Regions from separate parts of the Homo sapiens genome. Here region 2 is linked to region 1. The links are chromatin loops, found by intact Hi-C in ENCODE. Cell type or tissue: heart right ventricle. All regions are shown on one strand. Links, peaks and the distances in the headings refer to the core of each region. The heading gives the core; the rest is flanking DNA. Region 1 holds the start of CCL14 (C-C motif chemokine ligand 14). Region 2 holds the start of RDM1 (RAD52 motif containing 1).

What was found. Peaks named below come from ENCODE experiments on the same cell type or tissue, not always from the same donor. Only the 100,000 strongest peaks of a DNase experiment are listed, where the experiment ranks them.
Region 2: a loop joins it to region 1, with 2.9 times the contacts of the local background. A loop is called at or near these places in 1 of 110 quality-filtered maps.

Annotation. Positions count from the first base shown.
Region 1 is chr17:35,982,024-35,987,396 of GRCh38, reverse strand. CCL14 (C-C motif chemokine ligand 14) reads left to right here and starts at 668. Exons shown (of 3, transcript NM_032963.4): 1 at 668-826; 2 at 2,945-3,059; 3 at 3,509-4,109. The coding sequence starts at 748. The coding sequence ends at 3,596. It overlaps CCL15-CCL14 (CCL15-CCL14 readthrough (NMD candidate)), which reads left to right. Exons shown (of 7, transcript NR_027922.3): 5 at 693-826; 6 at 2,945-3,059; 7 at 3,509-3,741. RefSeq lists a silencer at 5,090-5,373 and an enhancer at 5,090-5,373. In heart right ventricle, for the core only: no CTCF peak of the experiment used is centred there; no DNase peak of the experiment used is centred there; H3K4me3 peaks cover 1,070 bases; H3K27ac peaks cover 1,508 bases.
Region 2 is chr17:35,928,230-35,933,602 of GRCh38, reverse strand. It overlaps RDM1 (RAD52 motif containing 1), which reads left to right and starts at 2,830. Exons shown (of 7, transcript NM_145654.4): 1 at 2,830-2,971; 2 at 3,348-3,527. The coding sequence starts at 2,876. In heart right ventricle, for the core only: no CTCF peak of the experiment used is centred there; DNase peaks (open chromatin) are centred at 1,241 and 2,794; H3K4me3 peaks cover 1,001 bases.

The DNA.
Region 1 (5,373 bases), core at 149-5,148:
AGTTCCATTTACCAACTGTCAAAAGCTTAGGCTTTGATTCTGAGCCTGTTTCCTCAACTGCTGTTCTAAAGATTAAATAGGCTAATATTCATAAGGCAACTGGGACAGTGGCTTGTGTGTATAGCAACCATTATATAAGTGAATTATCTACTGAGCACCACAGCACTTCTTCACTCCATGGTGTGGTGACCAGAATGGAGATGAGACAGAGAACTGCAGGTTCTGCTTCGAGTTTAAGTTAGGATTTCCCTTGACCAATGAGACCTGACTTGGAGGAGTCCTGGCCTCATTCCATTACCCCAAACACCCTCTAGTCTCTAGATGAACAGATCCTGAATGTCCAGGCCCCACGTGGCCTGTTCTAAGGCCTGAGATGGAATTGGATACAGGACACATCCAGCCTTGAGATCTTTTGCTAAGTGTGACACAGTGCCCCCAGCCCTGTGCTCATGTTCATGCCTAGGGAAAGGCTTCTATCAAAAGAGTTGAACTTCTTCCCACTGGGGATGGAAGACCATTTCCTCCCTTAAACCTTGGCTCTCCCTGCTTCCTTCAGGCCACCAACAACACATGTGCAGGATATGAAATTGCTGAGGCATCACTGCTTTCCTACTTCCCTTCCAAGTCTCAGCTCCCTTATTTTAAAAAATATTTGGCCTCAATGATCATTTCTCAACAATTCCTCACCGCAGGAGCCTCTGAAGCTCCCACCAGGCCAGCTCTCCTCCCACAACAGCTTCCCACAGCATGAAGATCTCCGTGGCTGCCATTCCCTTCTTCCTCCTCATCACCATCGCCCTAGGGACCAAGACTGAATCCTCCTCACGTGAGTGCAATGCCTTGTCTTCCTTCCAACCTAGAGCCTGCAGGGAAATAAGCAGGAGTGAGGTTGGGGCTCAGGGGAAGACCAGGAGCAGGGACTCAGAAAGGAGGGCTGGTATCTTCTTGAAATTGTGTGTATAGCAACATTATATAAATGAATTATCTACTGAGCACCACAGCACTTCACCCCATGGTGTGGTGAGCAGGATGGAGATGAGACTTAGGACTGTAGGTTCTGCTTAAGAGTTTAAGTTGGGATCTTCCAGCCTTGACCAATGAGACTTGACTTGGGAGACTCCAGGCTTCATTCCACTACCCCAAATGCCCTCTAGTCTCCAAATAAACAGATCCTGAATCTCCAGGCCTCACATGGCCTTGATCTCTTATCATTGCCCCCCAGGACCAGTCCCCCCTTGCCCTCAAGGACATGGAGTGAGACCAGCCTGCCTCTCTACTCCCTCAATTTCTCTCTCTTTGCCGCTAAGCAAAAGAGTGGCCCACCCCATTTGGGGTATATTTCCTCAGGGAGATTAGGAGCAGTGTCTTGAGCCCCTCAAGGGCATTTTTCTATTGGCCTCCTGAGGTTTGGGCCCAGCCTGCTTCCAGCGTCACCTGTGCCCAGTGAGTGCAGCATTGCTTGGGTATGGGCTGGGGGGAAACACGACAGTGTGGGGTCCATCCTAGGCCCCCTTTTCTCAGCTGATTTCTTAGAATAAGCTGCCTTTAGAGATAACCAAAACTATTTATCACTCTTCCATTTTACCTACTCTCCTTTTCAGAAACTGGGGGGAAACCGAAGGTTGTTAAAATACAGCTAAAGTTGGTGGGTATGTGCACAGTTTGACTTGCCCTCTCCGATGTCATTTGTCAGCTCAGAGGAACAAGGTGGGAGAGTATAGGAGCTCTGACTGGGTCTCAGGAAACAGGGGCCCCTTATGCCGTTCTTTGGATCGTGAGGATGCTGCCTGGAATGGAGCTGGAAAACAGGATGAGACCCTTCCACCCAGACATCTGGCCACCCTCAGTGACCTCTGAGGCCATTGTGATGCACATCCATGATTCTATGAAGCAGGGTCACATAACATGCACACACCTGATTTCTCCACTCCATAACCACAACATGTGCCTGTTTGTACAGGGCTCTTGGCCTACAATGTCCTTCCTGCTACCTCTATAATTCAAGCTTGGGGTGGCTGCTGTCACCTTGCTTCTCCTATAAAAGCCATGAAACTTCTCAATCAGAAAATAGATGAAAAAATCACCCAATCCAGTGATTTTTAAAACTTTTTAGACCACAAAACCTTTTCTTCAAGCAATATCTTCCACAGAGGCCCAATATGTAAAACAGAAAAAATGGGTTGAGTAGGGTACAAGACACCACTCTCAAATGCAGCAAGGCCTCCACAATAGTCCCTGAGGCCCCCAGAGCTCCAGGGAGCTCAGTGTAAAAACCACTGATGCAGTCCAAGGGCCTCATTTACAGAGGAGGGAACAGGGGGAAAGTAAAATGGCCACAGTACACAGGAAGCACAGGCAAGGTTAGGTTAGGATTTGGGTGCCCTGACTCTGTGGCCTTTGTCCTTGGGGCTTGCTGTGGGCATCCTGCTCTCTCTGCAGGTTGTCGGTTCAATGGGGACATGGGCAGGGTGGAGCACTAGGAGGGGCTGGGTTTGCATTCCCAAATGGCATGTCTCCAAATCCCTATTGGGATTTCTTCCAAATATTCCTCCTATTTGGAGCACCTTTCCCGAATAAGGCATGAAGGCTGCATGATATTGGCCAAGTCCCTAGCCTTCTCTGCCAGTCGGCCCCCAGAGATGGTGTAAGAAGATCTGAGTGTGCTGCTCTTCAATCCTGGAGTTGAAAGTCATCCACCAGTCTTTCCAAGAGGGGTTGAAGAAAAGGAGGAAGGGTGATTGATGATGAGGGAGGAGAAAAAGAAGAGCCCAGGAGTACCATGGAGAAGGAGAAGAGAAGATGAGGAAAGCCTACTCTCCCCTCCAAGTTCTGAGGGGCTGTCTCCTCCTTCCTTCCCTCCTCCATGCCCTCAGCTTGCAGGAGCAGCCAATGGTATGGCCTTTAACAAGGGGCCCCTCCTCAGCATCTGATGCTCTCTCCTCAGGGGGACCTTACCACCCCTCAGAGTGCTGCTTCACCTACACTACCTACAAGATCCCGCGTCAGCGGATTATGGATTACTATGAGACCAACAGCCAGTGCTCCAAGCCCGGAATTGTGTAGGTGGTACACACACATCACACTGGGGGGAGAGGGAGCCAGCAGGGCCTCCTGGAGGGAAGCAGGGAGTGGTGGTGGAATGGGGACCCCCAGCGTACCTCCCAGGTGTGACTACATGGGGAGAGGCAGCTGAGGGGCAATCTGAGCGCTTTCTGGCTGGAGCCTGCAGGAGCCATGGGGAAACTGACCCCATGGATGGGGAGATGACAGAGAAGGGAGAAGAAGGCAAGAGGGCACTTCCTCAGGGGGACACAGAGACTAGATGGGTCTAGGGGTCCTAGGAACCGAAGAGTATGTCTCAGAGAGGAGACTGGCTCTAAGCTGCCTCTGTGGAAGAAAGGAAAAGCAGTATAGGTCAGGTGGGGAATTTAGGAGGGAGGGAAGATGGGCTGTCTCTTCCGGCCACTGGGCCCCTCGGTTTGTGATCCTTCTCCCTCTTGCTCCACAGCTTCATCACCAAAAGGGGCCATTCCGTCTGTACCAACCCCAGTGACAAGTGGGTCCAGGACTATATCAAGGACATGAAGGAGAACTGAGTGACCCAGAAGGGGTGGCGAAGGCACAGCTCAGAGACATAAAGAGAAGATGCCAAGGCCCCCTCCTCCACCCACCGCTAACTCTCAGCCCCAGTCACCCTCTTGGAGCTTCCCTGCTTTGAATTAAAGACCACTCATGCTCTTCCCTGGCCTCATTCCTTTCTACGGGATTTACTCATTGGCCATGCACTGAGGACACCAGGGTGTGGCACCCTCGGCATCAAGCCTCGCTCTGCAGAAGTTTTGCTGGAGCCTGGTACAAAAAATAGGTCAGGCCTGCAATGCAGGTAGTGAGAAGCAGAAAGTGAGAAAGAAAAGCAGTGTAAAGACCGTCTCCTCCTCAGCAACAACAGTAGCAGACCCCGTTTTCTTAATGCTTTCTATACTCCAAGCACTCTGCTAGGCAGTCTGTATGCATTATCTTATTTAAGCTTCATGACAAGTGTAAAAGCTACAAATCATCATTTGATTTTTTAGGTAACACTTCATAAAGGGCTCTCTATAGCAGTCAAACTCCATAGTCCTTTTTTCTGTGCTGTTTTCAAGGCCTTTCTTCACTGCTGTCTGGAATAGGAATGATGCATGAAGACATTTTATCCAACCCCTCCCCTTCGCTTACACACATCAGATTATACTATATTGTTTTACTAACTTTTTTATCCCCTAGAAGGCTTAGCAGAAAGCCTAGCCCATACCAGGTGTTCAGGAAATGGATGGATGGATGGATGGATGAAGGAAGGGAAGAATGTGTGGATGGAAGGATGAAGGGAAGGAGGAATGGATGGAGGGAGGGAAGCAGGGAGGGATGAAGGGAGGGAGGAAGGGAGGAAGGGAGGGAGGAAGGGAGGGAGGGATGGATGGATGGATGGAGAGAAAGAGGGAGGGAGGGATAGAGGGACAGATGGAATAAGACAGAAATCAAGAGGAGGACTATGCTCCAAGAATAAGCTCTCAAACCTATCTTCAGGGCCCAAGGAGGAGCTCTGTGTACTTGGAATAAGAGCTTGCCCAGAGTAGGGATTATGACCACCCTTTCCTGGCCTCCAGCCTTCCACAGATAAGGAAGGGCTTGTGGGCCACATTAAGGGCCATATGGGGGCCTGCATGCCAAAGTCACAACCAGGCTTCTCAGGCCTTGTCACCTCCATAAACAGAGGTCAAGAGGATGCCCCACATACGTACCCTCCCTGCCCTCACAAAAAGCCACAGCTTCACCACCAGGTGAAGCCTTGAACCCACCAGGAGTAACTGCATTATACGGTTTACCTATCTATGAGCAGTCATGCCAAGCAGAAAGCCCCATAAGGATCTGCACAGTCCCTGTTTCTGCCCCTGCCTCCCACTGCCCTCAACACCTGAAACACATCACCTATGCCTCTAAAGCTTGCTGTCCATCAACAGCAAAATCCCTTATATCTTTGATCTCTTCTCTAAATGCAGCTTTCAACATGGAAAAGGGTCCTGAGGCACCTGAAGAGAGAGGAAGCTGTGGGACAGGTCCAGCCAGAGCCCAGGCCAGAGGGGCAGAAGCTGGAGTCCTGGAGCACAGACGCAGGTTGTCAGGTGCACAGAGTTGGAGGGTCCCCTGCTGGTCATGGTTGGCCATGGGGGCACCCAGGAGGGATCAGCGAGCTGGCTACACCTAAAAATCAGTCCAAAGTCCGAGGTCCAAAGAGATAAATAAAAACATTGACAAATAAGTCAAACGGTCCAGCAACAAATGGGGACCCAAGGATCAGGCACATTGTTTTTTTTTTTTTTTGGAGTATTAGCATAC
Region 2 (5,373 bases), core at 264-5,263, 54 kb after region 1:
TCACTGCAACCTCCGCCTCCTGGGTTCAAGCAATTATCCTGCCTCAGCCTCCCCAGTAGCTGGGATTACAGGCGCCCCCCGACCACACCCGGCTAATTTTTGTATTTTTAGTAGAGACGGGGTTTCACGGTGTTGGCTAGGCTGGTCTCGAACTCTTGACCTCAGGTGATCCACCCACCTCAGCCTCCCAAAGTGCTGGAATTACAGGCATGAGCCACCGTGCCCAGCTATTTTGTATTTTTAGTAGAGACAGGGTTTTACCACGTTGGCCAGCCTGGTCTCAAACTCCTGACCTCAAGTAATCCATCTGCCTCGGCCTCCCAAGTGCTGGGATTATGGATGTCAGGCACCAGGCCCGGCCGAGGTTTCTAATTTTTAATTTTAATGTCCAAGTAAGAGCATTAAAGCAACTATCCTCTATTAGCATCTTTTCATAGAAAAATTTTTAGTATCAACATTATAGGGAGGTCATACTTGTAGAAGAATGGAGTGGAATCTACTTTATTTTATGAAATTATAAAAAACCTGATTATATTTTCCATATGGTCCTCATTTTGTAGAGTAGGGGTGAAAACTTTATCACAGCATGAGTCTGAGGATCATTATTCAGAAATCACAAGAGACTTGTCCTGTAGGGTCTCTTCTGGCTCTGACATTCTAGGATTAAAATAAACAGTAGTAGGACTCACTTTACTTCTTGTGTTACTGAAACTGCCTTTATAAAAATTATGACAAATCTGACCTAACTGATTCCATTTTGCTTCTAACCTCCAAGCTGCCCTTGCTCATTCCTGGGCACAGGCCAAGCTAACTATGAGAGGAATTTTTGCTGCTTAACTTTGAAACAAAGATAATAGTCCCTTCCTGAAACAAACCACCTCCCTGCTTGGGAATCAGATCTCCTCTGTAAAACTAACAAATTAGCCACAAGATTAGAAATTATGGCTCAGAAATTATGTAGACAGAGGCCACAAGATTCCTAACCTCTCCAGTTGCTCCTATACAAAACACTGTTGTAGTCTCAGCAATGCACCAAGATATAACACTCTGTAGTTGTCTGATATAACCCCCGGAGTTCTTTGTCCTACCTCCAAGATGATTAAGGAGCGTGGACACAAAGGTGGGGTTACAGCAAAAGTTTAATAAGCGAAAGAAGAAAGCTCTCTGCCAGCAGAGCGTGGGGGCCAGAACGGGTGTCCCCTGTGAGGCTGGGGTCTTTATGGACTGGGAAGGGGAAGCAATGTGCTTAGTCCGACAGCTGTCTTGGAGAACTCAGCTTGGCAAGGAGCCTTGGCCCAGGACCAATCAGGAGCTGAAATGATTCTTAGATGCTGCTTAGCTTGGCCCAAGACCTATCAGGGGCTGAAGTGATGATTCATAGAGGCTGGACTTACAGGTCCAAAAAGGAAAGTAGAGTGCCCACTGGAACTCACCGGAGCCCACTATGCCCATGCCCACAAAAGTAGAAGCAACTTCATCCTGGGAGCCCACTGACTATACAAAGGACAAAGGCATTTCTATGCCAGGCCTTGTTCTTTTGTCTGAGTGAGCTGAAGTTTTGTGCAAGCTTTTATCCAAATGGGCCAGAGGTTTTTCCATCTGTGCAGCCGTGGGCATGTCTCCAGGCACAACACCCTATGCTAGTTCTCTTATGGGTGCTGGTAGCTTGAATTTTTTCCCAGGCTGCTTTTTATGTTATGTGGGGGTAAGGCACTGACCCTGTGAGCCGGGATCTCTCCGGGGACCCTTCCCTTGCTTTGTGTCCAAGCTAACTAACTGCTTTCAACATTACTATTGTAAAACCTAATATTGGGGTTCTAGGTATTTTTCAGACCCTTCATTCTGATGGACCAGCTGGCACCACTCACATGGGCAAACTGGCTCATCTGGTCTTGCGGCCCCCAACCAGGAATTCACTCAGCACAAGAACACAAGCTCTGACTCTCTATGATTTCATCCTTGACCCAACCAGTCAGCATTTCCTATTCCCTGGCCCCCTGACTGCCAAATTACCCTTTAAAAAACACCAGCTTCCAAATTTTCAGGGAGGCTAAGTTGAGTAATAGTAAAACTCCAGTCTTCTATTTAGCTGGTTCTGTGCTTATGAAACTCTTTGCCTATTTCAATAACACTGTCTCAGTAAATCAGCTTTTCTGGGCAGTGGGTATGATGAACCCACCAGTTGATTACACTCCTCCACCACGTAGCTGATTATGACACCTACCCTTCTCAGACACCATCAGCTCCAATGTTGGTGCCTTATTTGGACTTATTCTTTGTGGGTTTGTTTGTTTGTTTGTTTGTTTTTCTTTTTTCAAAATTAATCTCTCCTTCTCACTCGTACCTCCAACCTCTCACATCATCTGACCCCCACAAGTACACATACACGATTCACCAGAATGACGTAGGACAATCAGGGAATTCTTTTTAAGGATTTCATGCGAGACTGTTAATGGTTTAGTGAGTTATACTTTTATTTGCAATTTTAAACTCTTAAAAAAACCTCTTAAGTCAAAAGATTGCATCTTTCGTGGTTATTTCCCACAAGTGCTAATACTTAGTACCCTAATCTCCTTCAGGAGTGAAGATGAAGCTGGCTTCTATAAACACGTCCCTACCCTTCCATCCTGTCAGCCTATTTTGGGACTTTACCCTAAACATGCATTGAACGGAAGCTCTAAACTCAGGGATCTTGTGGCTGTGACTGGAGGAGGGGAACAGACTCAGAGGCTGGCCCTAGGTAGGAGGGGCAAGGGAGCGATCCGAGCCCCGTCCCCGCCCCTCGCATGCGCCTCTTTTTAAAAAAGCGCGGGCGTGCCTTGCGCAGGCGCAATGCTGGGGCGAGGGTTAGCCGCGCAGGTGCGGTGAAGGGAGGATGGCGGAGTTGGTACCTTTTGCGGTTCCCATCGAGAGTGACAAAACCTTGCTAGTGTGGGAGCTGAGCTCCGGACCCACGGCCGAGGCTTTGCATGTGAGCCGGGGCCAGGATGGAGGGAGGGATGGAGAAAGCTGCCCACCCGCTGACTGGGAGTTCCGGAGTCCTGCCTCAGACCCTCACCTGCCTGAGCCTCCGCTGAAGGACTCTTAATTATAAAGGGGATCCCAACTGACAACTGACGACCCCCAACAGATTTTTAGAGTCCCGGAGAGGTATCTCTCCACCTTCAGAACGTTTTACCTTCCAGTGCTTCTTAAAGTTTAGGATTTTAAGAGGAAAACCTGTTGATTAAGTGGGAAGTGTTTTGAATCGCATCCTTCGCGAAGAGAGGTTTGGGGAATATGAGGGCATGTGCGGTTTTGTTTTCTGGGCGTGAGATTTCATGCATTTACTTGTCCCACCCCCACAGCATTCTCTGTTCACAGCATTTTCTCAGTTTGGCCTTCTGTATTCAGTCCGGGTCTTCCCAAATGCTGCAGTGGCCCATCCTGGTTTCTATGCCGTCATTAAGTTTTATTCTGCAAGGGCTGCCCACAGAGCCCAAAAGGCATGCGACCGGAAGCAGCTTTTTCAGAAATCTCCAGTCAAGGTGGGTCCAAATATGGAATTCCTAGCTCCGCTGAAATGAAGTGCTGAATTCAATAATAGGTTAGCATTTGTCCAGCACGCTGGTTTACAGAATATTTTCAGATGCATTGCCACACTAATCTTCCAGTTCTCTGGGTTTTTTACATGAAGAAACTCAAACTCAAGGTGGTTGAGCGACTTGTTTAAGGTTCCTGACAAGAATTATGGAAACTCGAGATTGAACTAAAACCTACTGATGCTAAACCTCATGTCATTTTATGCTGTCCCTTTTTAAGAAATCTCAGCTTGGGCAACAAAATGAGACCCCATCTCTATAAAAAAAATTGTAAAGATAAGGCTGGGCACCGTGGCTCATGCCTGTAATCCCAGCACTTTGGGAGATCGAGGCGGGCTGATCACTTGAGGCCAGCAGTTTGAGACCAGCCTGGGCAACATAGCAAAACTCCATCTGTACTATAAATACAAAAACTAGCCGGGCATGGTGGCATGCGCCTGTAGTCCCAGCTACTCGGGAGGCTGAAGCATGGGAATTACTTGAACCCAGGAGGTGGAGGCTGCAGTGACCCGAGATTGTGCCACTGCACTCTAGCCTGGGTGACAGAGTGAGACTCCATCTCAAAAAAAGAAAGAAAGAAAAATAAAAAATTAAATATCAGCCAGATGTGGCATGCACCTGTAGTCCCAGCTACTTGGGAGACTGAGGTGGGAGGATCGCTTGAGCCCAGGAGTTTGAGGATGCAGTGAGCAATAATTGCATCACTGCACTCCTGCCTGGGCCACAGAGTGAAACCCTATCTCTAAAAAATGACTGAATGAATGAAATCTTTGCCAGAAGACTTCTGCTTATATTTACTTTTTAATTTTTTTAGAGACAGAGTATCCCTGTGTTGCCCAGGCTGGTCTCTAAATCCTGGCCTCAAGCAGTCCTCCTGCCTCAGCCTCTTAAGTAGCTAGGTACAGGCCACCATGCCCAGCTATATTTACTTTTTATTTTTATTTTTTGAGATGGAGTCTCATTTTGTCACCCAGGCTGGAGAGCAGTGGCATGATCTTGGCTCACTGCAACCTCTGCCTTCCGGGTTCAAGTGATTCTCCTGCCTCAACCTCCTGAGTAGCTGGGACTACAGGCGCCTGCCACCACACCTGGCTAATTTTTGTATTTTAGTAGAGATGGGGTTTCACCATGTTGGCCAGTCTGGTCTCGAATTCCTGACCTCAAGTGATCCACCCACCTCAGCCTCCCAAAGTGCTGGGACTACAGGTGTGAGCCACTGTGCCCAGCCATATATTATATATTTACTTTTTTTTTTTTTAAAGACAGAGTTTCGCTCTTGTTGCCCAGGCTGGAGTGCAATGGTGTGATCTCAGCTCACCACAACCTCCGCCTCCCGGGTTCAAGCGATTCCCCTGCCTCAGCCTCCCAAGTAGCAGGGATTACAGGCATGCACCACCACGCCTGGCTGATTTTGTATTTTTGGTAGAGATGGTGTTTCTCCATGTTGGTCAGGCTGGTCTCGAACTCCTGAACTCAGGTGATCTACCCGCCTCAGCCTCCCAAAGTGCTGGGATTACAAGCGTGAGCCACCGCGCCCAGCCTATATATTTAGTTTTATGTGAATTTAAAATGTGTGGGTGTGACCAGGTCTTCTGCCAGCTGTTACATAAAGGAGACTGTATCATCATCATCACATCATCATCATCATACTCACCATGGCTCACAAACTGCCTGTTTGAAACTCCCTTCAGTTCTGAGAGGATGGGAACATTCTTTAAGCGGTATTGTAGAAACCCTATTCCATATTAACATGCCAACCAATTTTACTTTCCCAGAGCCACAGAATGATATC